2 separate regions of the Mus musculus genome follow, and region 2 is linked to region 1. A link is a loop called in an ENCODE intact Hi-C map of the cell type or tissue named here. Cell type or tissue: left cerebral cortex. All regions are shown on one strand. Links, peaks and the distances in the headings refer to the core of each region. The heading gives the core; the rest is flanking DNA. Region 1 overlaps Wdfy4 (WD repeat and FYVE domain containing 4). Region 2 holds the start of Prrxl1 (paired related homeobox protein-like 1).

Region 1 (15,185 bases), core at 4,720-12,719:
GGGCAAGCGTCTTATTTAATCACCGTGGATTCTAAAGCCCAAAGATGAGATTGACTCTCAAATCATCAGTCATCGCAGGACTGTGGGTCCCTACCCTGCCAGCAGACTGGGTCTCCTGGAGGGGCAAGAACTATTTCAGAAGGCAGGGGCTATGGAAACCCCATATCCTTAGGACTCAATATTGCCTGCCCAGTCCCACCAACAGTCTATGATAAGGAGGGCCAAAGGCTGCAGTTTTCTCTTTCTCCGCATTCCAGATCTCAATGATCTGGAACCTGAGAAATAACTTCCTTCTCCTTGCCCGGTCCTGGCTCCAGAGAGGATGCTATATAAGCCTAAGGGCTACCTGGAGGGCCATCTTTCTCCAATAACCACCATAGGAGCTATGGGGCAGGCCTGCAAGGGGCAGGCATCTAAGTGTGGTGTTGCTTTTCTGCTTTGCAGAGGAGGAAAAGTGGCAGCATCAAGGCAGCCACAGCCTGGGCCAGGATGCGGGAACAGCTCTTTGGGGAGCTGGGATTGTGGGGCCAAATGACAGAATCCACACGCTGCTCCCGGTGGGAACTGGATGGGAGGGAAGGACCGGCTCGCATGAGGAAACGCATCAGACACCTGTTAGCATGGGAGCCCCTGAACCTAGGATACAAGGTAGGTGCTGGGTATGGTGGGAAGTGTGCAGAGATGGCTGTGTGTTCTCCACCCCTCCCCTTACCAGGAAGACAGCATGCAGGAGAGTCCTCAGGAGAATCCACAAACTTGGTTCTTGAAGCGTTTTAACAAGGAAAAAAGTGAGGCACTAAACCCCAGGCCCCCAAAGCCTGAATGAATAGGTGGGTGAGTGGGTGGGGCAATGTGTGAGTGGGTCATACTTATCAAACCCTGACCCATCACCACAAGGCAACCCACAACATCCAGGAGGATTCCTGCCTGGCATTGGCCACTGCTTACTCACATGAGTCTTTTTGTCATTGAACATTTGGTGTCTGTATTGCTAGGAATTTGTTATTGCACAAAATCCTGTAATAAGTTTACAATGAATAAAACCTCCTAAACTCAGCAACTCTGCAAGCTCAAACCAGTGACCCGCTTAGTCCACATAACACCCAGGCTGTATTGACTTCCAAGAGGAGGGATCTGGCTAGCCCTGTGAGTTGGCTCCCCTGAACTTCTTACCACTAGGTCATCAGAAACATATTTTCTTCATTTTAAGGGGCAGAATTCATTTGAATCTATTTTATAGTGGATGAAGAAAAATAACTGGCAATAGTTTTTTTATGTCCTCATTGAATATTCTTAATTTAAAATTATTATCATATGACAGCCTCTGGGAACGTTGGGGTGCTGGGAATTTTCCTGTTATCCATTCCAAGATGTGGTGTTTATGCATACTAAGATCGCTAAAACTTAATGAGAAAGTTTAATTTATTCAGTAGTAGACACTTGTATTTTAACTGTCACCAATGACTAGGAGCCTGTAGTAATTTCCCTCAAATCATTTTGTAGGATTTGGGGGCAGGAGAAAGGTATTTTGTCCATTATGTGGGCAACAATGCCAAGGCTTGCCTCTGTAACTTGGCTACTGGTCCCCACGGCCAGCTGTCTAGCCCAGTTCCCCTTCAGACTGACCACATGTAGACATCCAACATCCTGTGTAATCCTACCCTGGCACCTCCTTTGATAATTACTGTAAATCCTACTTAAAGGAAGACTGCAGTTTCCGCTCTCACTGAGAAACAATAAGCACTTGCATTTTGACATGATCCTGTAGGGTTTCGCCTAGTCTTCCTCTTGTAGCCGAGTCTGGAGTAACTTGAGGGGATTATACATGTATCTGTGAATTTGTGGAAAGGAGTCAGGTATAAGCAATGCTTGGGATTTATTTTCTCTGTTCTTTCATCCTATTTCAGGAGAGCCAAGAAGGAAAGGGTGATGTTTCTCAGACAAATACTGGAAACCAAGGTATCAAGTTTATAAATTCATCTTTTTCTTTTCAGTAATTAAACATATTGCTGATTTCATTTAATACCTCACGAAAGATATCACTGTGTGTGTGTAGAGGGGAAGGGATGCTAGGAACAGGAGTTGCTGGCACATGAACCTTTTAGTTCTGTGCTTCGGAATGTATGGGGTTTATCCAGGGCCAGAGCTCTTTGTGTGGGAGAGTTTTAGTAAGCTTAGAATAGTAAGCATGGGTGCCTCATCAGTTTGGTATATTGGGTAGACTTTTAAAGTGCCCGAAATCAGTTCAAATACATGTTCTGTATATGATCAAAACATGTAGAAGGATAGTAATATCTCTTAGAATAAAAATGGATGGTATAGATATTTAATTCTTTCACATTGAACTCTTCTATTACAAAACACAAACTACATGACAGTCATCATATACATCAGACTTAAAGACGATGTGTAGAGTCAATTCTGACTTGCTGAAAATCTAGGACACACACCACACACACACACCTCACACACACACACACACACACACACACACACACACACACACACACACACACATGAGAGAGAGAGACACACACACAGCAAAGAGCTGGGCTTAATAGTGCAGAGACGCTGTCACTGGTTGAGAGTAGCCACTGGCCACCCCTAAGATCTAAGGACCTCACATCACAGGCTGCAGGTCTGAGTTCAAAAGATAGACACAAGTGAAAACAGAAAATTGAAATTCTCTCTCTCTCTCTCTCTCTCTCTCTCTCTCTCTCTCTCTCTCTCTGCTGCCTGAGTAGCAGGTTTGCTGATAGGGTTGCTGCCTGCCAGCTGGCAGTAACACAAGCCCAGACCTGAGAATCTCAGGTTCTGATATCAGATTGACTTTGGGGTTCCACTGTGGCCCGCTCATTAGCTTCTTTTCTCTATGCTCTACGCTCCTAGCTCCAACATCACAGCATCCTCACCTGCTCTACCTCTCAGAGGTAGGGGCTAAGTGATGGGAAGTGTGTGCTGTCTTTCCATAGATGTATCCTTGGGCAGCTTCATCCTCTAGCTGGATGGGCAGAACCTTTAGGTATCTATAACCTGGGCTTCCTAATATTGCCAGTACAGACCCTAATATGGCAGATCTCTTGCAAAAGAGTAATAAGGACCTTCTCAGATGCCAATCCTTTCAGAGTTATGCTCTGTTCAGATGACGAAGCCAGTGAGGACTGGCCCTGGGAGCAGCAGATACTTTTATCCTTCCAGATATAAGATTCCCAGGTTGCAAGGTTGTTAAAGAGCTGAGCTTTGGCACAAAGAAAATGGCTCATAGCTTTGCAGTATGACCAGCATGCCCTTTGCAGCCATGGGCACACTGGGAACACGTGAGTAGAGAAAGAGCAAGATGAGGACATCCATTCTGTCATCTGCTTAGCTTAGGTCCAGATGTCCTGGCTCTTGGAAAACAAATCAAGAAATGAACAGAAATGACGGCAAAGTTGCATTTTTGTTGTTGTTGCTGCTGCTGCTAAAGCCATTGTGTCTCTAAGCAGCAGAAGAGGAACTTATTGATAACGAAATAGCTACACAATGGAATACTTCTATACCTTTTAAATTGTTGGAAAAACTTTTAAGTGGATTGGGAAAGTACTTATGGCATAATCTTGGGTGAAAATTTGTAAATGCAACATTTACATTATGTTAAAAATCACATATACATATAGAAAGGATAGCAGAATTGTTTAGTCATTTTGTGAACAGTGCAGCTAAACACACTGAGGCAGAAAAGAGCTTGCTTTGTACTCAGGAAGGCCTGCTTCCCGTCCCCTCCAATTCAGTAGCCATATGGCCATGGGCAGAGTCTCAAGCCGTATTCAGATATTTTCATTTGCAAACTGAGGGTGAGATGCTGTAGCTGAGACAGGACTGTATAGACAGATGCTACCTCAGTGTCCAGCCCAGAGCACCTACTGGAGACTGAGACTTGTCATGCATTAGGGCACACAAGTGTCTTATTCTTTTTGTTCATCAGTGCACCATGGCATTTCTGATTCCTTTAAACAAAATATTGGGGCTTCTGTTATTTAGAACTATATCAATGACACCCTTGTAGAAGAGAGAATAAATGGGTTCAGAAGGAGCAAATCCTAGACAGACCTAAGGAGAGATGCTCCATTGATCAGTGAGAATGAATTCCAAAATGTTGCTTTGCATCCATTTGATAGCTATAGAGGAGCCAGGGCTAGGCACACCCAGTTGAACCAGCTTGCAGGTACATGAGCTATAACACAGGTCAGGTGGCGGTATTCCTTCTCAGAACCATGGAAGGGCACACTGACCACCTCTACACCAGAGCCTCACAGTTCCTCTCAGTGACAAAGGCTCATGTTGTATGCTTCCCATTGTGACGTCATGTGGCTCACACCAAGACAATGTGTCCAGTTTTCATGACTGCAGATGAGCTGACAACAGAGGAAGCTGAGAGCAGGCCGGATGAGGTGGGAGTGGATTGCACACAACTGACCTTCTTTCCTGCTTTGCATGAAAGCCTGCACTCAGAAGACTTCTTGGAATTGTGCCGGGAAAGACAAGTCATTTTACAAGAGCTTCTTGATGGAGAAAAGGTAATAAACACATTGGTAGAGTCTCGGTAATCCATTAAGACTGTCTGATGGCACAGAACTAGGATGACATCGCTCATATAGGGGATCTTCAATAATGTTCACACCTGCCTACTACATACAAAATAAGCAGAGGGGGCAGCCTCCTAATTTCCATGGTCTCCTATATGCCCTATGTCAAAACATCTACAAGATGAGACTCAAGCTAACAATGTGTTGTATAAAATGTCTTCTAAATGCTTAACCTGACCTTGTAGCAGTTCCTAGGCCTCCCACCAAAATCTGGCCACCCTGAAAGTACACCTACACCTGGAGGGGCACTATGCTTTGACACGCCCACCAGCATGCTCCCTGACCATCTCTCAGGCCTAGGAGTGCATGGGTTGAGTTGTGTGTAGTGTCATACATCTTCCAAAGGATTGCATGGAGAGGAAGTATGTGCCAGCCTTGGAGACAGGCCAGAGCTGGTGGGCACACAATTTGGGGTCCTATTGGGTGGTGTTTAGATGTCCCAGCATGGGCACAGGAATGTATATTAGCTTCAGATTGCTGCAACAAAATAATTAATAATTATAAAGACAAAAACTTGTTTAGGTCCAGAGTTCTAGAGTTCAAGACCAACATAAAGTGAAAATAAATAAATAACCAATAAAAATAAATAAGTATGGAAGAAACCCAGCCCTGCAATGCTCTGTTAGTTTTCCACTGCTAACATATGGACATATAACTTAGTGACTTGAAACAATGTGTAGTAACTTCCTGGGGAATCCAGCACTGTGGGGCTCTGCTGGTTCATGTAGAGCCTCAGAGTACAGGGATGCTGCCAGTGGCTGGGGAGCCTTCTGGAGGCTCTGGGAATCTATTCCTTTCCAGACTCATTCAGATGCTGGTGGACTTTGGTCCATGCCTCTGTGTGTGTGAGGGTTGATGGCTGTCAGCTGAGTCCTGCTTAACTTCTTGGGAAAGGCTTGCATTCCTCGCCCTGTGGTCCCCTCTCCCCATCTTCCTAGGCAGCAAGAGGCTTGTGTCAAAACTTTCTCTCTGGTGAATCTCTCTTCTTCTGCCTTACCCAGTCTTTGTCTTCTCTTCTGTGGCTCATCTCTGCTGGAATCCTATGCTGCTGGAGTCAGAGCTCACTTTGGCCTCACTAGATGATCCAGGAAGCTCCTTATTCTTCCAAGACCAACAAGGTGACATTTGGGGTTCAGCCTTTCCTGGGCACAACTGTGGATAAGCTCTGAGGTTTATAGACCCGGCCCAGAGGAATCCCAGTTCCAACCTCTTGCAGCTGACAGAAATCCTTGACACATTCCCTATGTCTGAGAGTCTTTCCTTTGTCATTGTACGGCTTTCTCAGGCACATGCATGTCCAGTGACAGCCTTCTTGGGGCCTCATTCTGATGGACTAGAATCCGGACTGTGTATAAGTAACTGCCTTTCCCATATGGAGGCAAGGCAAGCATCGGAGACTTCATCCTCCCTGGAGTTTTACTTAAGCTTCAGTCTTCCTTGGCTTCCCTGTCACACAGCAGGATGCTATCACAGTGCCCAGCAGGGGTCCCCAGAATGTGCCTGAATCCCAGCAGGGGTAGAAAGATGTGAAGAAGTTGAAACTGCCAGCTCCTACTTAGAGCTTGTGATCCTGTACCTGCAGGGAGAGGCTGGGTGCAGAGGAAGGAAATCCAACATCAGCAACCTGGAACTGGAAGCAAGTCTGTACAAGATGAGTCTCGCCCAGGCTGAGCACTGGTGCTTTGCAAGTGATGCTTGGATTCATTTCATAGGTTGTGCTTGAGTCTCCTGCATAGGTCACATGCATAGTCTCCAGGACATAGTTCCTGCTCTGTTGTGGCCTTAGCTCTGATCTATAATGACCTCATCCCCGGTCTACCAGAGTCTTATCACTGAAATTGGACTTTTGGCTACTTTATTGGATTCTTTTATCCACCTCCTCCCAAACTTTATCCCATCCTTCCGACCCCCCCAGGCAGGAGAGAAAGGTTGGAGAGGAAAGAGGGTGTTGATCTTGTCAGACTACTTCCTGCTGATTAGGGGCATTGAGTTTTTGGAGGCAAGACTGGTCTTTGTTGTCAGGATATCTCCAACCAGCAACCAGCAATCCAGCAAGCAGCAAACAGCACAGTGAGGAGCAGCAACGTCTGCCTCTCAGGGCCCGGGCATTTATATACCCTGTGAAGAGTCCCCAGAATTTCAAACGTGAACTATCTTCAGCTGGCAAAATGCCAGTGCACAAGACTAATATCATAGTCAGATGTTGGGGACAATAGGAAGTAGCCCCGTATCCCACACCTGGGATTAAAAACAAAAACATATTCCCCTAACAGACCTGGGTTTTGTTACGTTATGGGAAACGAATATTCTCATTACACACCATGGCCTCGGGCTCAGCATACTCTGACTTTATCTCTAGTCTGCCATGCCTGATCACTAGTGTATGGCGACCTTATTTCCGCTCATTCATGGTCTTATCCCTCATCCTCTGTGATGTTGCTTGGTCTACCATTGCTTTTGTCAAACGTGGAACTAGAGTTTGAGGTGGGATGTGTGGGTCTGGGGACTTCAGAATATGAACACACTCAAGCAAATATAAAGTTTGCCCCTGTCTTCACAGTACACCAGACCTCCCACATTTTCCAAATTTCCTAGAACAGGACATGGCAATGTAATCATGTTTGCATCTCAGAGTCTCCTTCTCCCCCCGCCCCCAATATCCTTTATTCTTATTCCTAGAGACCCCAGGGCATAAATTCCTTCTAGTGAACCTGGTGGTCTGTCTCTGCTGAGACCTTTGGAGTTGCAGAATCTATCCAAGACCCAGGGCTGTCACAGCCCTGGGACTCCGGGTGGCTTCAGCGGAACTCATTTCCTTGTGTGATCAACTGAGCCCTTGCTGCCTCCAGCAATACCTGGGACGGTAATTATTCTGTTACTCAGCGCTGCCTTTGCACCATTGATTAATGATTCCCAGAACTACAGCACATTTCTCTGCAAACAGCTCCATTTGCTGTTTGTGTGGTGGATTTAATGCATGTTAATTGTGGGCCCGTCAGTCACTCCATGCTGGGGGTAGTATGTCATACCCTCCCATGAAACTTCTGGATCCATCCAGGCTTAGAACTCCATTCCAGTGTTAGATTCTCTCTGCTGTTTGTTATTATCTTTGATTCCATGGCAAATTAAACAACTGAATTCTTTTTGCCTACAAACTGAATGCCAAATGCGACTTGGACTGTGATAGCCAGATCAAAGGGAGAAGTTTTTGCTCTGGACAGCATCGCTCACAAGCTCTTCCCAGGTGTTTTTAACGAAAGCTGCTTGCAGGAGGCTAACGAGGGTATTAACATTGTTGTTTCTGAACTGCCTGTTTGAGTGAATCACTAGGACTTGATAAAAAGCACAGCTGTCTACATCATCCCTGATAAATGCCTTCGAGGCCCTCTGCAACATACCTTTTATACAAAGTGATCCTTGAGTTGACCTATAACTTGCCTTCCTCATTTTTGTACATGCATAAGCTCATATATATGCATGCATACATATGTGCACATGTATGCATGTGCATGGCTGGCCCTTTTCCTAATTATACAGAAGTGCTTCTTTCACACACATATTTAACTATGTATGTATGTATGTATGTATGTATGTATGTATGTATATATGTATGTATGTATGTTAACCCTAATCCAGCCTTGGGATTACCTCTTTGTGACCTAGTCTCTCCCATGCAGCCTATGCTAGACATAGGCTTCACTGCACTTTCAAATGCCTGTCCTTTCCCATCTTAGCTGTACAGCGGCCTTGGTTAGACCATAAACCTCTTGAAGGCATGATTCCATTCCCTCTGTTTCTCCAGTGAGTGGGGCATTTGCTAATACTGCTGTGCAAGATTGAATGAATGAAGGAACCAATAGACAGGTGTATTCCAAGCAATACCCTTAGATCACATGAAACAGCTTTGCTCTCTGCCTAGTTGGTGTCCTTGGCTCACCTTCTTAACGAGTGTTCTTCATATCATCTACACCAGCATCTCCTAGGTGTGGTCTCAGAATGCTACTTCTAAGCCCCAACTCTGCACCTGCTAGAATGAAACTTTTAGAAAGTGGTCTGGGAGGATGAGGTTTGTGCAGCAGCCTTTAGGACTCAATGTTCTGCTGTTTCCAGGACATATCTCTTAGTTAGCTTTTTGTCACTGTTTCAAAACACTTGGGAAAAACAACTTTTAAAAAAAAGATTTACTTTAGTTTACATTTAGTAGAGGTGTTGGCTCTGCTGCATTCGGTTTGAGCTAAGGGAGAATATCATGGTGGCTGAAACACGTGGCAGGGATTGGTTGCTCACTGGTGACCAGGAAACACACACACACACACACACACACACACACACACACACACACAGAGAGAGAGAGAGAGAGAGAGAGAGAGAGAGAGAGAGAGAGAGCAGCCAGGCAAAGGAAAGGCCCAAAGTGACTCACTTTCTCCAACTAGAGCTCAGATCTCAGTAAGGCGTAAAATGACAAGTTCATCCGTGGATTAATACATTGATTAATTAGGCTAGATCCCTCATCATCCAGTCCCCTGACCATTATCCCATCAGCCAGCTGACCACCGAGCCTTAACACGGAGCCTTTGTAGTATTGCAATCTCAGCAGACCCTCAAATCCAGGTTTATAACACTCAGAGATCCTTGCTAGATACACTGTGGGTGAATTGCTAATACATATCCTCATTGACTGCGGGGGTGAGCGCTGTGCTTTGAACCATCTTTGGGATTTGTGGTATGTTTCACATTACACTGGAGTAGGCAAACAGTGTCAAAGTCACTGTCTTTCCACCTGGTCCCCAGAGCCTGCAGAGAGAGGAGGGAGGCTTGGCTTCATTGCTTCTGTGGAAATGGCACAGGTAGGCAGGCAGGGGGCGTTCCTGCTCCTTGTCTGGGAGAGAGTTCTTAAAGAGACCCAGCGCTGCTCTTCTTTGCCTTGCTGCTGCGTTGAGGCACTCAAACTTAGTGGAACCTATTGCTTTAGGATTCTTTGCTCTCATTCCTAGTGTGACTGAAGCTCAAGGTAATTGTGGTCCACTTAGAAAAAGTAGAGAGTTTTCTGGGGAACGAACCCAATTATGATTTTGGTAGCCTGTCCCTTTTTGGTAGTTTTAATTTAGTTTTTCTCAGCAATATTTTTGAAAATTAAGTATATAATTAAACCCTCATAACCTCAGAGGCTGTCAATAGATTCTACCACCTGTGAAGCAAATAAAATAAAATAAAATAAAGCATTGTGTCTGAACTGAGCTCTTGTTCTTGCAGACTCCAATCTGTCCATTCTTCCCTAGACAACACAGTATAGCGGTGTAGACAGTGCTGGCATGATATTAAGTATTATAAATCATCTAAAGATGATTTAAAGCAATAGGAGAGACAGAAGGGACTGGAGTATCTGTGAAATTTGGTGACAGTGGACACAGGTTCTAGAAGTGTCCCCAAGGATATCAAGGGATGATTGTCCCTGAACTGTTCGCTAGTCCTAATAGCATGAACTGAGGGCCCAGGAAAGAGTTACATTGTTCACCTGAAACAGAAGAGAGAAAATAGACGTGGGCCTCTCCAATGATGGCTGCTTCCACTGACCCGTCTGGGCCTCAGCCTTTCCATCTACACACTTTAGTGCCGCACAAGATTATAGACTAGTTATGCTACCGACAGCTTCCCTTGCCCTTCCTAGACACATCACTGAGATCTGGCTTTGGGGCCATGTGTTCTTACAAGCTGACACTCCGTGACTCCGGTTGTTGTTGTCCCTCGTGTTTTATCTCCAGCCTCTCCGGCTTTCCAGACAACCTGTTGGTCACCACCATCCGCAGATGGAGGGATATTTACTTTCTTAGTTATCCACCCACTGGGAATGACCATACATCATCTAGCAGGTCTTTAAAAAGTTCTCCTGGAGAAGCAAAAGTTCCCCTTGTCTGAAGTGATCGATAGCATCAAGGCATGAGGGATTTCTTAGTCATGAGTAAACACGGATGGAGCCCTCTCAGGGCTCATTTAAATGGAAGAGCAGGTAATAGTTCACTTGGGCTCGTTTTCTAGATTTTAAAATGCCATTTCTTTTCTAGCAGAATCAATTTTTAAGCTATTAACCCAGCTCTCTTTAGACATTTTTCTTGTGGTTTGGTTTATTCTGGTTGTTACTTAAGCCTCCCAAAGGGAAGCATCAGATCAGACTGTGGCATGTGAGCCAAAGCCCCGCTGCCGGAACTGTGGAGGGTTTAATGGGGATGGCATCGAGGGAAGGGGAGATGTTCTAGGGGTGCCTATGCCAGGGCTGGTGCTGTGGCTTCAGGTGTCACCTTATGAACTTGGGGATGGGACCTCCAAATTTTACCTGTAAAAGATACAGGGAAAAAAAATAGTTGAAGCAGCCTGGCATAACTCTAGGTTATCAGTCTGTATTGTGATACTATACTAAAGGACTTGAAGCTTAGTGCTTTATGAAGAAAAGAGATTTCTTTAGGTTTATGAGTCTGAATGGCTGGAGGCTCGTATGCGGTGATTATCTTCTAAATGACAGAGTCTCAGGGTGACACAGGGCATCATGTAAGATAAAGGGAGTATGTGTGAATGTGTGTCTTTCTTCTGATATTCTTTTAAGGAAAACACCCAGTCTTAGAGGCTTCACCCTGATGATATTCTTTATATACTACTATACTACATATTATAAGTATACAATAAATATACCACACATGCGAGGGAATCCAAAAGGCCCTCCTTTATACCCTCTTACCTCACAATGGGCATTAGACTGAGTTCTTGGAAAATATAGTCAAACTGGATTCAAGTTGTAGCACCTTCCTAACAACGGTGGCAAGGCATAAATTTAGTGCTGATTTACAAGGGAGCAATTGGCAATAGCTATGGGAATTTAAAACATCCTCACCCCGAACCTCCAGTCTTGTTAATAGAACTTTATTCCTCTGCTGTACCCACCAATTCACAATGAGTTTGGCAGCTCTGGTATGCCAAATATTTGAAAGCAATTTAATCTATAAAAGATTGGTCAAATATCCTGCAACATAGTAAAAATCAGACAAGTCTACAGGAGGTCATTAGGAAGGGGCCCTGCAGTGGGCTGCAGACTAGCTGTAACAAGGTAACTGTGTGAAACATGGCACTTATGTAAAGACAGAAAAGTGTAAAGAAAGCCCAGAGGGGCTTGCATTCAGAAGGCCTTTGTGAGGCAGCCAGACATCCCCTGATTCCTAGCCTGGTTCCCCTCTAATCTTTGTAAACTCACTGTAAGATGAAACATCCCCAAACCTCATTGCACCGAATCCACCAAACTAAACCACTGGGTCCATTAAACTCCTGAATCCACCAAACCTAACCATTGAGTCCACCAAATAGCAAACTGATTGAATCTACGGTGAAGCCCTAACTGCCTTTTCCAAAGGCCTCATCAGCTCAGGCTGTTTGCAGGAACTGAACCTCAGCTCTGGCTTTGCTGATACAAACCACATTCAAACCACAGTGCTTGTGACCGTGGCTTACTTATCTAGTTCTAGAGATGGGGTTTATAGTGCAGCCTGGCTTCAAACAAGCCTTGCAACTAATCCTCCTGGTTTAGAATCCCAAGTACTGGGAATACAGACACATGTCACATTCAGCCTTTAGATCATTCCCCAACTTACACACACACCCCACAGACACACACATGCACACACCCACACACACACACACCACAGACACACACACCACAGACTCACACTCCACACACATATCACATCACTTACCCACCCCCCCAACACACACACTACACACTCACATACCGCACACTCATACCACACACACACTACACACATACTTGGGTCAATCTCACCCAGACACCCCTGCCCCTTCACACTTTAGTGCTGGCATTATAGGTGTGTGTCACCCTTGCCTTTCAGTTTTGCATTTGTAAGGATGGAAATACTTGGAGACAATATGGACGCTGGCCTTATTCTTAGTCCCTTTGGTTTTCATTCATTATTTATTCATTCTTGCTGGAATGTAAGTCATTGCATTGTCACAGGTCAGAATCCTTGGAAAGCAAGCTGGAATCTCCATGTGGCTATGCTCTCAGGGAGTATTTTGGAGTGGGGAAGTCAGAGCTGACCCAGGATGGTTGTAATGCAGAGCTAATCACACCCAAACAGTGGCTCTGAATTGAGGCAAAGGGGCTCTAGTCTCATGATTCATGTTGGCCTGTTGTTGAGGGCAACTTGTCACTGGCGCCCCGGGTGCTCTCTGTCAGTGAAGGAGTGTGGCCTGCGGTCCAGGAGCAAGGTTCTACATGGACAATGAACATTCAATACCCATGCTTGCCTTGGCTTTACAGAGACAGCAGTACCAATCTTACACTTGTTTTGAACATACCTTGGTTCTACTCCTGGCTCAGCTATTCATTGGCTATTACCTGGGCAAGTTTTTGTCCCCAGTAAAACTTGTCTTGATATGAACTGGGGAATGCTTTGTTTGTCGTGGAGCTTAACAGAAGAGAAACAACTTTGACATGCTTAGGAACCACAGCAGTGAGTCCCAAGTGGTACATCTACAAAACACTCCCCAGCATAAGGCTCAGGAAATGTGGCAGAAGAAGGGGGCAGAGAGATTGTAAGAGGCAGAGAATCAGGGAATTTGTTGTGGTATGTGTCTCCTAGGAAGGGCCAGAAGATACTCCTAGAAAGTTCACCAACATGATGACCTAAACATTATCCAACAAGGACAAGGACAATAGATGTGCTAATGGGGATAGGAGAAAGCAAACGAGGCTCAATCCTACACAAAGAACTGCTGGCAACTAAGGACTGCTGAGAACAGGAGAAATAGTCTCCTGTTGGAGCACACCAAGTGGTTATTCAATACCAAATTATCAGCCCTGAAAACATACTTAAAAGTAACATTACACAGACTGCATAATTACACAGGTTGTATTTAAAAATATGTATGCATAAATGTATGCATGCGCATGTGTGCATGTGAGTGTGTGTGTGTGTAAAACAATAATTAATAGCAATAGAAGTCTTGAATTTGAAAAAGAGTAAGGAGGGATATATCAGAGGATTTGGAGGGATGAAAGGGAAGGGAGAAATGGTGTAATGATACATATGTATATGTTAAATACATATATATATATATATATATATATATATATATATATATATATATATATATTAAATGACACCCAGATGGATTGATAAGAATGGTTGTGTCCATATGTAGATTAAAAACTACATGGGATGATGGTATCACTGTGCCACATGGGCTGTGGTTGAGATTGTGTAGCCTGCCATTCTTGCAAGCCACTACCACTGACAGTTCCAACTGTCCTGTGAGTTCTTCATAAAAATCACGGGCGTGGCGTGTTTCCCAGGCACGCGGTCTGACTTTGGCACCCTCTCTCCCTCCAGGTGTCACAGAAGGTCCCCATGGTGATTGTGCAGGGCCACCTGGTCTCAGAGGGGATCCTGCTCTTTGGCCAGCATCACTTCTACATCTGTGAGAACTTTACTCTGTCTCCTACAGGCGATGTCTACTGCACCCACCACTGCTTATCCAAGTGAGTTCTCCACTTCCCCCAGCAGATTCCCCCAAGCCCTGCCTACTTCTGGTTTCCTCTTCTCCCCTTCCTACTGGTTATCATAGGCTTAGAGCCATGGAATAAAATAGATGACTCTCCAAAGACAGCCTATGGGCTGGGTAGCAACATGGCAGCCCTGTATGTCTCCCCTGCCAGGCCATGTGTCTTAGTACTTGAGGACCTTCCCTCAGGTTACTTGGATAACAGACTTCAGTCACATCAGGGTATGTATTCAACGACTCACTGACTGCCCACTGTTCTTATGAGATAGTGGCTGCTGCCCAAGTCACTGGAATGACATGGGCTACACAGACAGGCTTCTTGGCAAAGAGGTCAGAGCACACTATCATTCTGGAACAAAGCATACATGATACAGGGGCTCTTCTGTTACCATAGCTGGGAGACATCCTGACTGATGAAGGAAGGGAGAGCTGCCTGATGATATGGCTAGAATCTAATAAGGCCGAGGTTTGGACAGTACTTTTCCAACAATTATCCGGGTAGGGTGGCACATGGGTTATCCCCAACACTCAGGAGGCTGGGACACGGAGATGCCAAGTGTGAGGCCAGCAAGAGCTACAAGTGAGAATCCTATCTCAAGAAAAAACAATGCGAAGTGACCAAGTGAGGAAACGATGTCTTCTGTCTTTTCCACAACTAGTAGCAGACATCATCAGCAGAAAAACCTTAAGGCCTCTCTGTAATGATAGATGTTTGCTCTTTTGGAGTTCAGCCAGCTCCTACTGACTAGTACTCCACAGAGTACTGTGCTCTGTGCTCATGAAGGACAACCATCCGAAGTCAGACCGATAGTGTTTTGCAGTTGTCAAATTGTGTGTTTTCTCATGGTCTTTGTTCTTGATAGATGGAGAGTTTTTCACTGTGGTCTGCCATGGTTCCTCTGGTGACAGAGCAACTTCTTAGTCTAGTGACTTTCAAAGTGGCTTACTCCAGAGTCACCCAGAAGGATCATTAGCACACAGACTTCTAGGCTCTAC
Region 2 (15,185 bases), core at 2,435-10,434, 440 kb after region 1:
AAAAGTCTAAAGGTAGTCTCGTGTATAATTTCCACAGTGCCACCATGGGAGTATAGAGAAGGCTGCCACCTATAAAACTCTCCATCAGTCACCCCACAGAATCCTTATGAGTGTGGGGTCATCCCACAGGTGCTCAGGAAAGAGACTGCTCTAAGGACACTCAGCTTGGAGAAGCCCAGTGGAAAAGATGCAGCTGTGTCCAGCAACACTGACTTCTCAGGAGGCAGCCTCATCGGTCAGCTTTCCCATCTGCCTTTCTGGGGACAATAATGCCCAACCTGCATTCTGCTGGCAGGGAAAATGTCACTCAGACCATCGGTCTAAGACACATGGGAAAATTCATAGCTGCTTCTCTACTGATAACCTGGAGTTACAAAGCCCAAGTTAACAAACTGCCCTTTCCCCAGGTAGACGCATAAGTCATTCAGAAAAACAAAGACTGGCCAACCCAACAGTTGGTATCATTTTAAAAGGCAAGGAGAGAGTGGCTCATCTGTGAATTTGGGGGAAGAAAATGGTTCTCACACACGGGGAATCTGTCCTTACCTGCTGAAGAGTGAAGGTCGTTCGATTTCTGCGCTGTTTTCTTCTAAGAAACCCATCATCAAAATCCCCTGTAGAGTGGTTCCCAAAAGGCGCAGTGCCTGCAGGGTTTAAGTGAGAGCAGAATGAGTAGAGAGACCCTGGTCTTCATTTACACACACACACACACACACACACACACACACACACACACACACCAGCCCCTTCCGGTGCTCTATCACAGGACACAAACCTGGCCCTCCCCGGAGAGCCTGACCTTCCAAAGTGCTTCTCTGTGTTCTCCTAGTGAGACCCTTCTTTTCACTATCTCTTGTTCTGTGTCACCACAAAACCTTTGGCTATTGGACCACGTTTCTCTATTTCATAGGACATTATTAATGGTGACCTTAACACCCAAGATGGTCAAGTCTACTCCCTTTGAAATTGTGGCCTCTGAATCAGGAGGGGTCAGTGGCTTGAGAAAACTCTGGTCCTCGTCTACGTTCCTTTTCCTGCCTTTCCCTCTGTCCCCTGTCCACTGTTCACTCACTACCATGGACCCTCCAGCAGAAGGTTGCATGCCCTCTCTGCTCACCTGTCAGTTCACTCCCCTTGTTACTAAAACCATCAAGGACTAAAGGCTGGGGAGGAAAGAAAGCCTTTCACACCTCTTTCCTCTTAGAAGTGCAGAATTCAAGGAGGTACGAAGTTTATAAATGATTATTAATTACCACTGGTCACAGCTCATCAGCACCATAGTGGATCCATTATAAAGACACCAATTAACAAAAGGCCTGCACCAGTAGAAAACCCTGCCGACTTCCTAGGGCCGTGCTCCAAGGGCATTTCAATAGGTAGCCAGGCCTTATCCAACACCCTGCGGTCCCCACTTCCCCAGAAAAGGAAAGATGCTGTTCTCTCCAGCAGCCTCCAGTGCTCAGGGTAAAGCCAGAGCAGAGTCTGGCCCCAGAAGTGCATTTGGATCATTTTCCAAATGTGCACTATTTACTTGATAGTCCACAATGGCTTCTTAGGAAAACAAATGAGTAAGTTTCCATTAACCAGTGCGCGTTTCACCTGCCACGGGCGCTGCTGTCACAATCATCAAGTGCTCAGCATCAGCTCCCAGGCCCAGCATCCAAACAGTACCCTGCACAAGCACCTCATCCCTAGGAGGCTAAGTCCTCAGGCCCTTCCACATCCAGTCTGCTACAGAGGGCAACCCTGAAGGATCACATGCCTTGTTGAAATACTGCCCCCCCCCATACTGGAGCTTCCCCCACCATCTTCCTGACCAAGTTGCATGCTTCCTTGAAACCCTTAGCAACAAACATTTCTCTTCATCTCAGTAGAAACTAAGCAGGAAGGATTCAAAGCAGCCTTATTTCCATCACTTTACAAGAGGCCCTGCTATCTTCTTTGGAAGTAGAGTATTTGACTGGTCAGCACGGAGCGTACTCTCAGGCTTTCTGGTCACAGTCTCCCCAAGTCTCCTCACTTGCACCTTGCTTGTGCACTGTTCACAATGCTTCCCAGCTGAACCCTACAAAAGCTGACTTCACCACACTAGCAAGAAAAAGACTGACAATCTACCAGAGAAGAGAGGGAGATGAGATAAATAAAAAGGACACTTGATAAAGTTATACACAGCTCCTTAAGCAGAACATTGTTATGTTCTGTTTCAATGACAATGAAATAACATGATCATTGTTTTGTTCCCAAAAAAAGTGCATAATGATACCCAGAACTGATAAATTATAGTAAATTGTGCACGTTTGTTCACTAGTCATGTATCAATTGGTGAAACTGTGTCAGAAGGCAGTTGAATAGAAACCATCAAAAATTTATGCACACAGGTTTTTAATCTATGAATGTAGTTATAAAGGATGTTGAAAGAGAGAGAGAGATGTTGGAGATGTTGCAATTAAGAAATAAAAGAGGATACTACAAATAGAATGTGTGGACACATTCTACAAAACAATACTGGAATACTACACAGCAGTCTAAAAGAAAATAAGCAGCTCTGTATACACAGGCACTGGGAAGTCTCAAAGTATTATGAAGTAAAGGAGAAAAAAACATGCAAAGTCCAAGATGATGTGACGGTATACTCTCAGTCAAATAAGACGTAGCAGACACGGAGCAAACGGTTCGGATGATGGGATCACAAGGAACGCACACTAGGGGTGGCTTTGGGAGAGGAGAGGGAGGCTCTACTAGTCACAGTGTAGGTTCTTGTTCTAACAAACTTTGAGACCCACACAGCACTAATTTAATATGGACAAAGTATCTGAGAAGTAAGGTCAGTCACACTTTGCTTTCTCCTCTGTACCACCCTAGAGTCCGAAGACTGTCCTCAGCCATCCTCAACTTTCCCAGCTTCAGAGCATCATCCTGCCCTTGTAACACTGACCAAGACATAAATTCCCCTCCTGAGAAACCGGCACAGGTGTATATCTAGAAAAGAATGACAGGTGCTTGAAGCCACCCTCTCCTGGTCACATCAACCAGAGTAATCGCCAAGGTAGGGCCCACACAGAGCACAAGTAGCAAATGTGAACTGTCTCCCCACTGCCCGTAAATAAGCTGAGAGCAGTAGGCAAGTCAGAGAGATCCTGGGATAGGGCAGTCTCTAAGTCACTGCTGCAGCCCATCCTTATAAACAGGAAAGGTTTCTTCTTAGGTCGCCCAGAATATAGACAACTTGCCAAGTGCCCAAATCTCCTCCTTTCCCACTTGACAAAAGTGCTGAGCTTGAAGTCAACAGTGCACAGCTACTACCCACGACACACCAGTAGGGTCTCCTTCAGGCCTGGGGTACAGTTGTAAGTGACCGCTCCTTTCTGACTGCCCTAAAGCCTCCCTGCCTGGGTTCTGCCTGGTGTTGAAAAGCAGGCATACAGAGCTTAACTGCTTCTCCCCACTAGCTAGCTTCCTTTAGCAAACTCTGCTGGACTCTTAAGGGCTTGTATATAGAAAATGAAAACAAACTTTCCCAAATCGTGGCTGAGACTGAAGACTGCTCAAGGCAACCTACAGCAAGGTGGACAAGTGTCCCGGAATTATAAACCTTTGAGTGTCTCCTCCAAACCACAGCACAAGCACGGGGGGGGGGGGGGGGGAGCGAGGGGGGGGGGAGTATGTACACCTGACGCTACAGATCACTGCCAGGAAGAACTCACCCTTTGGTTCCCAGGCCCTGGTTAGAGACACCCAGGGATGCAAGCTTCTCTCACTTCTCACTACCCCTGCCCCACTTAACAACTGGGAGAAGAAAACACACCAGGAATAGGGAAAGGCATTTCCCCCCTAAGGTCTAGAGACCTTAAACAACCAGACCCTGGTCCTGGGGGCTGACGAGCTGGTCATTTGTAGTCAGAAATTCAGTAAATCGCTGAGATGAAACTATTCCTGGACACTCCTGACAGGTAACTATCAGGGAGCTTGCATCCAGGGACAGCTTTGCCGCTAGAAACTGACTTTAAGTTGTCCAGAATTTCGTGTGCGATCCCGGAGCACTCTTGCCAACGCCCAGGGTGAGAGTAGGCCCTTCCTGACACGTAGTGGAGCCCAGGACTCAGAGGGCAGTTCAACTTGCTTTGGTTTTCTGGGATGTTAGCAAAACACCGTGAAAGATTGATGCGGGCCCCCTGGGCGGAGGAGCCCCGATTAGAGGCGTGACACCAGCATCTGTGCTGGGAGGACCAGGCGTCCCTGAGGCACCCATAGCCCGGGGCAGCGCGACCCAGGCGGAGAGGGAGGTGGGAGGCAGGTGGCACCAGGGCGGAGGGATGGAGCTGGATGTAGGGGGGGGCTAAGGGTACCCCTAAACCCTGCCAAGAGGCTGCCACCTTGTGGGGCGAAGACCCCAATACTTATCAACCCTTTTGTGGCCCGGCCCTTTTGGCTAGCTTGGCCTGGCCAAACAGCCCGGGAAAGCGGCGCTTACTCACCCTCTAGCTGTGGCGGACAGTGGAAATAAAACATCGCCGACGGTCGGATGGGCCCTGATGGCTGGACCAGGGCTGGTAGCGGCCTGGCAGACTTGTGCCTGTGCGTGGCTCCGGCCTGGCTGCAAAGCAAACAGCAATAGAGCCTGAGTCTCCTGCCCGCACACCCCGAGGATCACAGGGAGTGCTCCTCCTACTAAGCCCTTCCCGAAGCCCTTGGTCCCCTGGGGCCACCGCGGGGATGGTGGGAGAAGTGGTTGCACCTCCCTTCCCAAGCCACGACCCTACGGTCAGCCTTCGGCATAGGTCCTGCTGCTGGACAACCGCGCCCTCACCAAGCTGGGCACAGTCTGGCTCCTGGTTCTCAGGGGTCCCAACCACAAGCCCTGCACTTGGCCACCGCAGCTGGGTCCGGCGATCGCGCAAGGCCATCTGCAAGCGCAGCAGCTCGGGCCAAAAGCCGGTGAAGTCCCAAGGCCCAGCGCAGGGAGCCGGGGGAGCAGCACGGGAACCCTGCCTACCTCTGCGGGAGGCGGGCGAGAAGGCCGGAGTGCGCTCGCCTCTAGTCCGCACGCGGGGCTCGGCTGGCGGCGGGCGGGGCTTGGCGCTGCTGGCGCCCGCAGGACCAGAGAAGTGACTGGGGAAGTGGCCAGATGTCTTGCTGTCTGTCTACAGCGCGCGCCGCCGCTCAGCACTCGCCTTTATAATCTCACGCATAATTGGCCTTAATCTGATTATTTCCAGCGCTGTCTACAGCGAGTAACTTGGATAGGTCTATTGGGCCTTACAAATGGCCCACGTGGTGTAAAAAAAAAAAAAAATCCGTCACTTCTCAGCAAACATCAGGAATGTTTTTCCCTTTTTTTCTTTTAAACGAAGATAAAAACAACAGCTACCAATATCATCCCCCACCCAAAAGAGATTATGTTTTAAACACTCACCCCAACCCCAGCCCTCTGGGCCCCCTCAGTCTCAACCCTTCTTTCTCTGAGTGAGATTGGATTTGGGCTCGCCCTTGTCAGAGGCCTGGAGACTCCAGGACTGCAAAATTACCAAAGCGCTGCTAATTGTCGCCGCCGGATGGGTTTTGGGGGTACTCTTTGCACACGGCTTCCCTTTCCAAGCGATCGTACAAAAGGAAAGTTTGATTTTGTTCTCAGCAAGGGGTCCCTGAATTTATGTTCGCTTCTCCCTGCAAATGATATGCAGTGGGACCCTTCGCAATTACTTTTAAAATGCATCCGAGGCAGACACTCAGCGGAGAGAGACCGCCCTTCTCTCTGCCTGGGTGAAAATTAAACTCTAAAGTACCGGGTTGAAATTTTCAAGTCAGGGGCGCGGGATTGGATCAAATCACATAAACTGCAAAAAAAGCAAGTCTAATGGCGCATAATTGGTTCTGTAATAGCATTACACCAGGATAATAGCCCGTTACGGCCCCCTGCACTATTAAGTGCTTCCCTGGCGGAAAGCCTTTATGATATTAAAGGGGGAATATAATGATATTTTGGTTATTAAATGCGTGTAATTAATTTATGCACCACTGAAAATAAAGTTGGTATTATGACCCACTCAAGATGCATCAGAAGATGCGAATCAGACAACTGTTGATAAGTTCTGGTGTCTGTGTTCCGTCTAGACTGCCGATTTTATTTTGGGACAATGGCTTCTTGGACAGACTACATAAATTGAATATTTTATAAACATTCTAATGCTGCGTTTGAGAGCCTTGGCGGAGTGGTGGGTCGGGTCCCTGCCCGGCCTGAGATCCACCCTTGATCTTAAAGACACAGAGCTTTGGAAACAAAAGGCCTGGCGGGCCCACTCGTGGACCAGCGACCGGGGCAAGTAGCGCGGAGCTGGAGAACTGAGTGCTGAGGCTCTGGCCGGCCAGTGGACACCCCTGGGAAAACAGCCAGGAAGAAACGCGGCACCGCTCCGGCGGACTCAAGGCTGGGCTGGGCCTCTTGCACTCAAGCGGCCCTTTCTAGGCTCAGCCGCTCCCGGCCGGAATCGGCCCTGCTGGGAGCAAGAAGAGGCTGGAAAATGACTGCTCGGCTCGGAGCGAACAGACCCGCCGCGCCAGCTCTCCTCCAGGGCCACAGACTCCCGCAAGACCAAGCGGCGGGCCCGAGTGGAGAACGTCGGCGAGCCAAGCCGCCCCGTGCGGTGGATGGCGCGACCACCCGGCCAGTACACAGCTTCGAGGCCCGGAGCAGACCCTTTCTCGGTCCCAGGCCACGACGAACTCGCGGGTCCGGCTTCCCTCCAGGTCCGGCTCAGGGAGCATCCCGCTCTCTGCAACTGGTTCCAGGAGCCGAGGGCCCTCTGAGCGCCGGAGTCTGCCGAAAGCCCTCTCCGATGCTCTCCTGCCCTGAGCTTCAGCTTCCCCGGGCGCCTTGCGCACTCTGGGAGTCGAGCGCTGGGGAAGCTAAGTAAGAGGAAGGGTTCCCCGCCAGCTCCGCTCAGCGCGCACTTGCATTATCCGCGGGAGCCTCGGCCCCAGCAACCTAGTACCGACTGCCGCGTTGGCCCCAGAAAACAGAGACATCCAAGCTTCTATCAGTTCCCTGTGGCTGACATCGAGACGTAAGGATTTATGTGAAACCCTGATCTGTCGCGGGGTCTGAGCAGGCTGGTCTGGATGTCTGAACGTCTCCCCGAATCAGCGGAGGGATCAGGACCTTGGACAGCGGCAAGCGTCCCCACCCTACCAGACTTTTTGCTGGCCACAGAAACCACCAGTCCCTAGGGCCCCTGTGGGGTCCTGCAGTGCGCGGGCATCGAGGCCAGCGCAAGCGATTCCAGGCACTCCTAATCCTTTCCTGGCCCAAATCTTCGAAAGTCATTTGGGATGCGCAGTAAGCGCTGGGAGCAGGAAGTGAACTCCCGACTCTGCAGTCTCAAATGCATGGCTCCTACCGATGGCTACAGCAGAAAAATACCTCATGGTCCCTTTGCCTTCGGCCCCAGCCCTCCCACCGCCCCCTTGACGCGAACCTGTCTACATTCTTGGTCCTTGGCTGCACAACCAGCTCAGCTCTAAGAAAGCACCCACCTTGCAAGGGGCTCCCAGCCAGCTCCGGACCTTCAGCCTCAATTCGCCCGAAGTTCTTTTCCCATAACTACGAGGCTGGGCTCATTCCTATGGTAAAACGAGGCTGGGCTCATTCCTATGGTAAAACTGCGAATAAACAACCAACCAAAACAACCGCAGAAACGAAAAGCTACAGAAAACTTTGATGCTGTGAACCCCCTTTGCCCCAGTTGTCTCCAATACTCGGAGCCCTGGAGGAGAAGGTGACTTAATAGATATTCGTTATGGTCTCCCCTCACCAAAGGGGGAGGGGGCGTTAGCAAAGAAACTCTCATTTTTCCTTAATTCTTGTGCAGTAAAATGTATTTCCCAATTAACCGAATTTGCCGATCTGTCCCGCTTGGACACTCTGATAATTTACAACCTAAAAGTGTACTTTCTTTATCTAAAGACCAAGGTGACTGCTTTTAATTTTCTCTAACCTCTTTACACTTGATGTTCACCAGACTCATAATGTTAATTGGCTTCATATACGGATCATCAGTTTAATGAAGAAATAAATCCTGTGTTGCTTTATGTTTTAACAGTGATTGCTTTAATGAGGAATGTGACGTGTTCCAAAATCAAAGCTGCGGGAGACATTAAATAGGACTTCTATTAGGACAGAAATGCTTATTTAAAGTTGAAAGACAGGGTCATATTTCAGCATATTTTTTTTCTTTTGTGGGAGCCCTTCCCACCCACCCCTACCTACCTGGGTTGTTTCCAGCTTCTACAAGGAGACACTTCTGGGGTCCTGGAAGCTCCTTGTAATATTTAACTCCGTCAGCTTCAAGTTGCATTCCCTGTAAGAATCATTTTCTGGTTATTGCATAGGGCATGCTAACTTACCTCTTGTCCAGAAGGGCAGAGCGAGCACAGAACAGAGTGGGGAGTTCAACTTTCAAGGTTGTTCATGGTTTTAAATAAAGGAGGAAGAGAATAACACACACACACACACACAAGACTTGTGTGCAGATGTGTTGCGGAGGCAGCTTGCCCAGTGCAAACATATTCACAGTACTGGAAATCCAAGGCTGAACTCCAAAAAGCAAGCAGCTTGGAGAGTAGAGGAGGGAGCTGCTGCTGACCTGGGCTCTGCAGGGCAAGTGCTGGACCCCCACCCAGATCCTGAGAGCTTTACATCCCCCTGTCAATTAATAGCAGAGTAAAAATCTGCTTTCTCTAATGTGTGTTTGATTTTTCTAATTTTAAACAGGTTCTATGAAGGGAAAACTGTCTTGCAAAATCCCTGAGAGCAGCAATAGCATGCTGGAGATGGAAGCATCCTCCATGCAAGCTCTCGGTTGCTTGCAGTTATATTGTGAGGCATTTTAAATTGATTCCTGGAAAGTATCCTGTATCCCTAGAAAATGGAGGAGTTCGAGATGCTGGGTTGAGATCTCCAACACCATACACAGCTGTGTTTCCTCCCATTTGCCCTGTTTAAGGAAATCCAGGGGAACGTTTGGAAGCGCTTCTATGCGTATCTTGTGAACCCCAGCCCACGAGTGTATGCTGGACTTGATAACTGTGTTCAGGAGGGGCTTTTCCCAGCCTCTCTTTTAAAATTTCTCTTTAGCAAAAGCAATTCCAGTAAACACCACTTAAATCCATAACAACAGGGGCAAATAAAATACTCCAATTAACAAGCAAGAGAGAAAACATACTGGACTCCTAACTACTTATTCTGGGAAAGTCTAAGATATTTGTACTGTTACTTGAATGATGGTTTTAGAATACACACTTCCCTCCTAAGAGGGGAGGCAAGCTTGGCTGTGCTTAGCTGTGTGTTTAGAGTGAGTGTGATGTTCTACTTACAGTCAAAGGTAGGGTCATTTTGTTGCTTTGGAAATGGCCAATAAGGCTTGGGTTAGCCACACATGTAGAACATGCTTTTTTTTTTAATAGCAGCTAATTGAAATTGTGAATGAGCAGTTATGAACAGAACGCACGTGTAAAGGGAAAGACAGCTGTGCTTCTTACTAACTTAGAAATTCTCTATAACCCACAGCTTTATCTGCCATGTGATGACAGAAGCTGTTCACATGCAAACCACAGCATAATAGCCTCACATGCAATGGTCCAGGGCCTCGGGACCACATAGGTGCTGTGTGGATCTCACAGCTCAGCTTTCACTCTTGGCCTTGGCCTTGCTGATGAACTTAGAGGGTGGACCAAGGTCCTCCAATGGAGGGAAGCAGGTCCTCTGCTAGTTCCCTGTGAGCAAGCCCTGGCCTTCAGAAGCGAGATGAACTCATTTCCTGACCTCTGTGATACCTGCTGTCGGGGACAGCCGCGCCTACAGCAAGCTTTGTTGAAAAGACCAAAAGACCACACTAGGACATTTTCAGAACAGTAAACTATTGTGTATGATTCTATAGGGTGGAGTCATGTCATCTGACATTTATACAAACATATAGAATATCTAGCACTGAGAGTAAACTATGTATGTTGCAAACCTTGCACCCTGGATAATAAAGATGTGTCACCACGGGGACAAATGGACCTTCTAGTACTAGGAACTATTACAGAAGAAATATGTTTGTCACAGCAGAGGGCATATGGAAACTCTCCTTAGCTTCTGTTTAATTTTGCCATTTATAGAAAATATCTTTAAAAAGATAACTATTTTTAAAAGTTTTGAAATACAAATTATATGTAATGCCCAGCACGTAGCAATCACTCAGTGAACACCAGCTGCAAGTACATCCTCCTCTTCATCATCATCATTGCCTTGCTACAGTGATGGTGTCTAACTTTTCCAGTTTTCCCGTTAGGGCCTCTATTGGGGCTTCGGGTAGTAAACATGGCACCCCAGTCTTCTGTGATCTCCAAGACGAGTTTTCCGTGGGACAAGACAACAGTCCCCCAGGGAGAGCTCTGCTGTGGCTTCCCATGCTAGCCCTTTGCTCCTCTGACTTGCTGGTTCCCTACGTTTTCTACTTTTCACACTTAATTACATTTGTTCAGCTTTACTTGGCAGAGTTGTTTGGTTAGAACATCTAAGCACGGGCCTTTGTGTTGTGTTAATGGTATTCTATTTGGCCAACTAACGTGTTGTTGACGTATGATCCCATGCCCTTGACCTAAGTGTAGAACCTCTGCATGGCTACCGACTTCACCACTCTGTATGTCTTTGCATATGACCTCCTTGCAAACCATGGGACCTTCGTGATTTCCACACTGATGGTGGGTGACCTCTTGTCAAGCGTAGGGTAAGAATAAAGTGTGTTGAGGAAGACCAAGTCTACAGCTTCCAGTGTTTTAAGGTTGATCCTGGAACAACTTATGGTGCTCTCAGGTTCCAGGCAACGGAGGATCTGGCTATGAGAAGAGATAAGAATGATAGAAAACATTTGTATCACCAGAAGCCTGCATCAACTAAGCTTTCTGACCGCACAGTCTGGCCCTCTGGAAAGGCAGCTCTCAGAAGGCAGCCTGCCTCTTCTTGGAGGTTCTCCCATCCTCGGGTAAGCCCTTGCTGCTCTGAACAGAGATCTCCCAGTCTTTTTGGGAAGTCAAGAGAGGTCTTGACAGGACGTCTGTCAGTCTCCTGCCTTCTAGCCACAGTGTAGTTTTGGGGGTTGGGCCTGCATCCTTCTGGGGTGTGTCCTGGGACTTAGACTACAGTCAAAAGTCAGCATCTACATCCAAAGAGTTAGGGCTTCATTCATGGATCTGCTGGAGTCACAGGAGCAGAACAGTATCTTTCCATGAACATTTAGCTCATCAGTCTTAACTGTTATTAAAACATAGCCAAAAAATTGCTAGTAGGAAATGAAATCAATCGAGAGACATCTCAAACCCAACCCAGGCAAGCACAGGCAGCAGCTTACCTTCAGGAAGCAGGAACTCTCCAGTCAGCTCCTGGTTCCAAAGCAGTCAGTTCTCCTGTCAAACCTGAGGAGCGGCCCTGTGAGGTGGCTTTCAGAGCTGATGAGTAGCAGAGGCAGGCTAGAGCTGGGTTTCCCAAGCCAAGGCTCACACTCCCCGCCGCACCTCTTAAATAAGACACAGTTCTCCTAAAACACAAGCGCAGTCAATTGCCCATGCTAAGTGCTCAATAAACGTGCAGCACGTAATTGAAATGCCTATTGAACAAATGAAGGAAGTTTACTACATGAATGATTAGTAAACACAGCGAGGCTTTCCCGTTTCTAAGAGACTTGAATTATGTAAAGTGTGGTGGTGGAGGGGCAGATTTCCAATCAGGCAGACTTGGGGTCAAATCCGACTTCTTAAACCTCCTCCTTTATTGGAAATGCTTGCTGCTCAGTATCTGACTCAGCATTTCCTCTCTTCTCACCACCGCTCGCTCTCTCTCTCTTTCTGTGTGTGTCTGTCTGTCTGTCTGTCTATCTGTCTCTCACATACATACATACATACACACACACACACTCTTCTGTCTCTCTCCTACACCCAAACACTCTCCACATGCCTACCTCTCTCTAACACATGCCTTCTACCAAATACCTCTCTTCTCCTCCACCACCCCCCACTCACTTTTCTCACCTGTGCTTTTCTTCTTCCTTGTCCCTCCTCACACACACACACTTTCTTCCTTCTCCAGATGGACATGAACACACACACGCGCGCGCGCGCGTCATGAGCTCTCCACAACTCTAACTTTTCTATGGTGTTCATGAAAACCTGGACTCAGAGAGCACCCCTTCCTCCCCACAACAGCTCACAGCACTGCTCCCCTCTGTGCCGATGCATGTCCTTAGGGTACAGCCTGCTACCCGTGTTTCGCTGCTCTGCTACCCCTGAGGCTCTCTCAACCTCGTGGTACACGCGTTCTTGCCTACCATAACCATACAGAACCTCTCAGAACACGCCAGAGGAACTTGTCTCAACCGGCCACCTCATGTGATGGCAGCCCCTATGGAGCACATCTGGATCTTAGCAGAAACATTGCTGAGATCAGCTATAGTCTAGGACACGTTGGCTCAGTCAGTTGCCTCTCCCGGCACTTCGGCAGTCATCACACAGCCCTAACTGTCCAGGCTGGAGAGGAATCAGGCCCAACATGTCCATGACATATGGGAATCACACCTATCTTGCTAACTTCGACGATCTGGGTCCCAGGGTCCCAGCCTGCAGAGCTGTGGCTGTGATAAGACACCTTAACTGATGCAGCTTATAAAAGAAAATTGTTTCACTGCACTGTCATTCCAGGAGGTTAGAGCTGTAACAAGGAAGGCTCAGAGTCGGGTTTGGGGCAGCAGCGGAGAGCTCACATCCTGAATAACAATCAGGAAGCAGAGAAAACACACAGAGAATAGCAGACTTTTGAAACCTCATAGCCTGCCCCCAGTGACACACCTCCTCCCACAGAAAGGGAGTTCATATCGAGGTTGGTACTAGGGAGTGGGCTCTTGCTGTGACAATCCTACATGGTAGTTTTTGGGAAAACATGGAAGACTTTAGGACTCTGGACTAGGAGACATATAAACATTGTAAGCGGAGCTTAATGGACCACCCCAGTAGGATCTTGGAAGATAGTAGTGAGGAGAGCTATGAAGACTATGGAGGCTGCCTCAAGGGGCTTTAGACAGGAACAGTGTAAGCAAATGGGCTGGTAAATGTTCTTGTGATGTTTTGGCTAAGAAGGCTAAGATGTTCTGTCCATCTCCTAAGACATCTCCTGAGATTAAATAGAAAAGTGATGGACTAATATTTTTAGTGGAGAAAATTCTAAGATAGCCCAAAATCAGCTCTATCATGTTGTTACTAGTAACCACTTCTGTTCAGGTCTACAATGAAAATGAGCAAGCAGGGCAAAAAAGAAACACAAAATGCACAGTTTGGAGAGAAAAAGAGCACCAGGAAATTCAGTGTTGGATCCAAGGCACGTGCTGGAAGAGGTGAAGAGATTCATGAGACAGCCAATGAGAAGTGGAAAAGAGGCAGAGATGCCCCTTATGGTGAGACCCACCCAGCTAAGAAGAAAGGCAGGGTGCCCCTTAAGGCGAGACCCACTCAGCTAAGCCTCCGACTTATGAAAGGAAAAGGTCTAAGGAAGTTTCTGCTCCTAAAAAGCAACAAAACAAACGTTGCTGCAAATGTGAGGGGGGGGGGGGCCTGGGCTCCATGCTAACTTGATAGCCAAACTTGGCAGTGTTGTTCACAAAGTTCTGGCTTTAGGATCATGAAGGATATGTGAGTAAGGGGTCTTGGAGTCTTGCTCTGGGATCAAGGAGAACTGTTGAGGCCATGTGTGTGGAGAGGAGTCCCTGCATGGAGACCCTGAGAGGTCATTTGGTGACACCGTGAGAGGGGAGCTTGACTTATGTTGGACCCCCACAGAATGTTCATGGCAGAGCCATGGGATATGGGCCAAAGAGAACTACACACAGGAAGTGGAATCAACCCAGGAGGGAGGAGTTTGTTACAGACAACAAAGCAGCGAGGGGAAAGCTGTTAAGCCCTTTAACATTGGGTGTGGAGTTACAGGATTTGGAATTTGCCCTGATGAACTTTGGTCTTGCTTTCATTCCGTATTTCCTTACTATGCCTCAAGTCAACCCTTTGGGAATGGTAACACATAGTCTGTGCCAGTTTGTGTTGGATATAATTTGTTTTGTTTTGTTTTTAATAGGGGTTTACAATTAAAAACATTGCTTGGCTCTCAGAAGAGACTTTAAACTTGCAACCTTTAGGTAATGCTGAGACTAGAAGACTACAGGGACTTTTGAAGTTGGACTAAATGTGTTTTACATTAGGAGATGGCCACCCATCTACAGGGGCCAGGAAGTGTATTGTGGTTGTTTGAATGAGAATGGACAGTCCCGCAAAGCTCATGTGTTTCCATATCAGGTCCTAGTTGGTAGTACTGATCAGGAAGGATTAGGAGGTGTGGCGTTATGGGAGGTGGTATCACTGGGACGCGGGCTTTGAGGCTCCCAAATATTTCTGTCGTTCCCAATGTACTCTGCTTCCTGCTTGAGGATCAAGATGTGACCTTTCAACTGCTGCTCCAGCTTCCTGCCACCAGGCCTTCACTCCACCATCATAGACTCTAACCCTGGGGAACCATAAGCCAAATTAACCTCTGTTGGGGTTGGTCTGGTGGCCCCCAAGGTCTGGTTGTCCCCTGATGAGGGGATCCTCACATCCACCAAGTGATGCTATACAACCTTGCTCCCCAAGTTGGTCAATAAAAGGATGAGCCTGTGACTGGGCAGTAGATAGATAGGTGGGTTTTCAGTTACCTGGCTGGGGGTGGCAGTTAGAGAGAAAGGGAGAGAAGAAGGAAGGACACAGAGGGAGGAGGAAGCCGTGAGCATGTGGCCAAGGGACACACAAGTAACCAGGGACGTGTGCCTGAGGGGTAAGTTAGACCAGCTCCCAAACTGTCCAATCCAGGCTTACAGCTTGAAAATAAAATACCCAGATTGTGTTTCTTTTATGCAGGCTAGCTAGAATACATTAGTCCATTTACAAACCTCTTTCTTTTATAAGTTTCCTTGGTTTTGATGTCTTATCACAGCGACAGGAAAGAAAGTAACACACCAGCCTTATGCCGGGTGCAACAGAAGACTATCTTTTCTTCCACAGTACTCTCTACTACACTTGTGTCTGTGCGTGTAACCTATGTCTATATTCACATGTCTCTGCATATGTGTGTGCAG

The links. Peaks named below come from ENCODE experiments on the same cell type or tissue, not always from the same donor. Only the 100,000 strongest peaks of a DNase experiment are listed, where the experiment ranks them.
Region 2: a loop joins it to region 1, with 2.0 times the contacts of the local background. A loop is called at or near these places in 3 of 42 quality-filtered maps.

Annotation. Positions count from the first base shown.
Region 1 is chr14:33,027,928-33,043,112 of GRCm38, reverse strand. It overlaps Wdfy4 (WD repeat and FYVE domain containing 4), which reads left to right. Exons shown (of 59, transcript NM_001146022.2): 38 at 445-648; 39 at 1,908-1,959; 40 at 4,390-4,556; 41 at 14,018-14,166. Among named protein-coding and RNA genes, the nearest start is that of Lrrc18, 44 kb to the right of the region's middle. In left cerebral cortex, for the core only: CTCF peaks have their summits at 6,103 (motif pointing right) and 9,472; a DNase peak (open chromatin) is centred at 9,465.
Region 2 is chr14:32,589,355-32,604,539 of GRCm38, reverse strand. Prrxl1 (paired related homeobox protein-like 1) reads right to left here and starts at 5,132. Exons shown (of 7, transcript NM_001347590.1): 1 at 4,994-5,132; 2 at 4,476-4,594; 3 at 547-644. The coding sequence starts at 4,509. In left cerebral cortex, for the core only: no CTCF peak of the experiment used is centred there; DNase peaks (open chromatin) are centred at 5,074 and 6,929; H3K4me3 peaks cover 855 bases.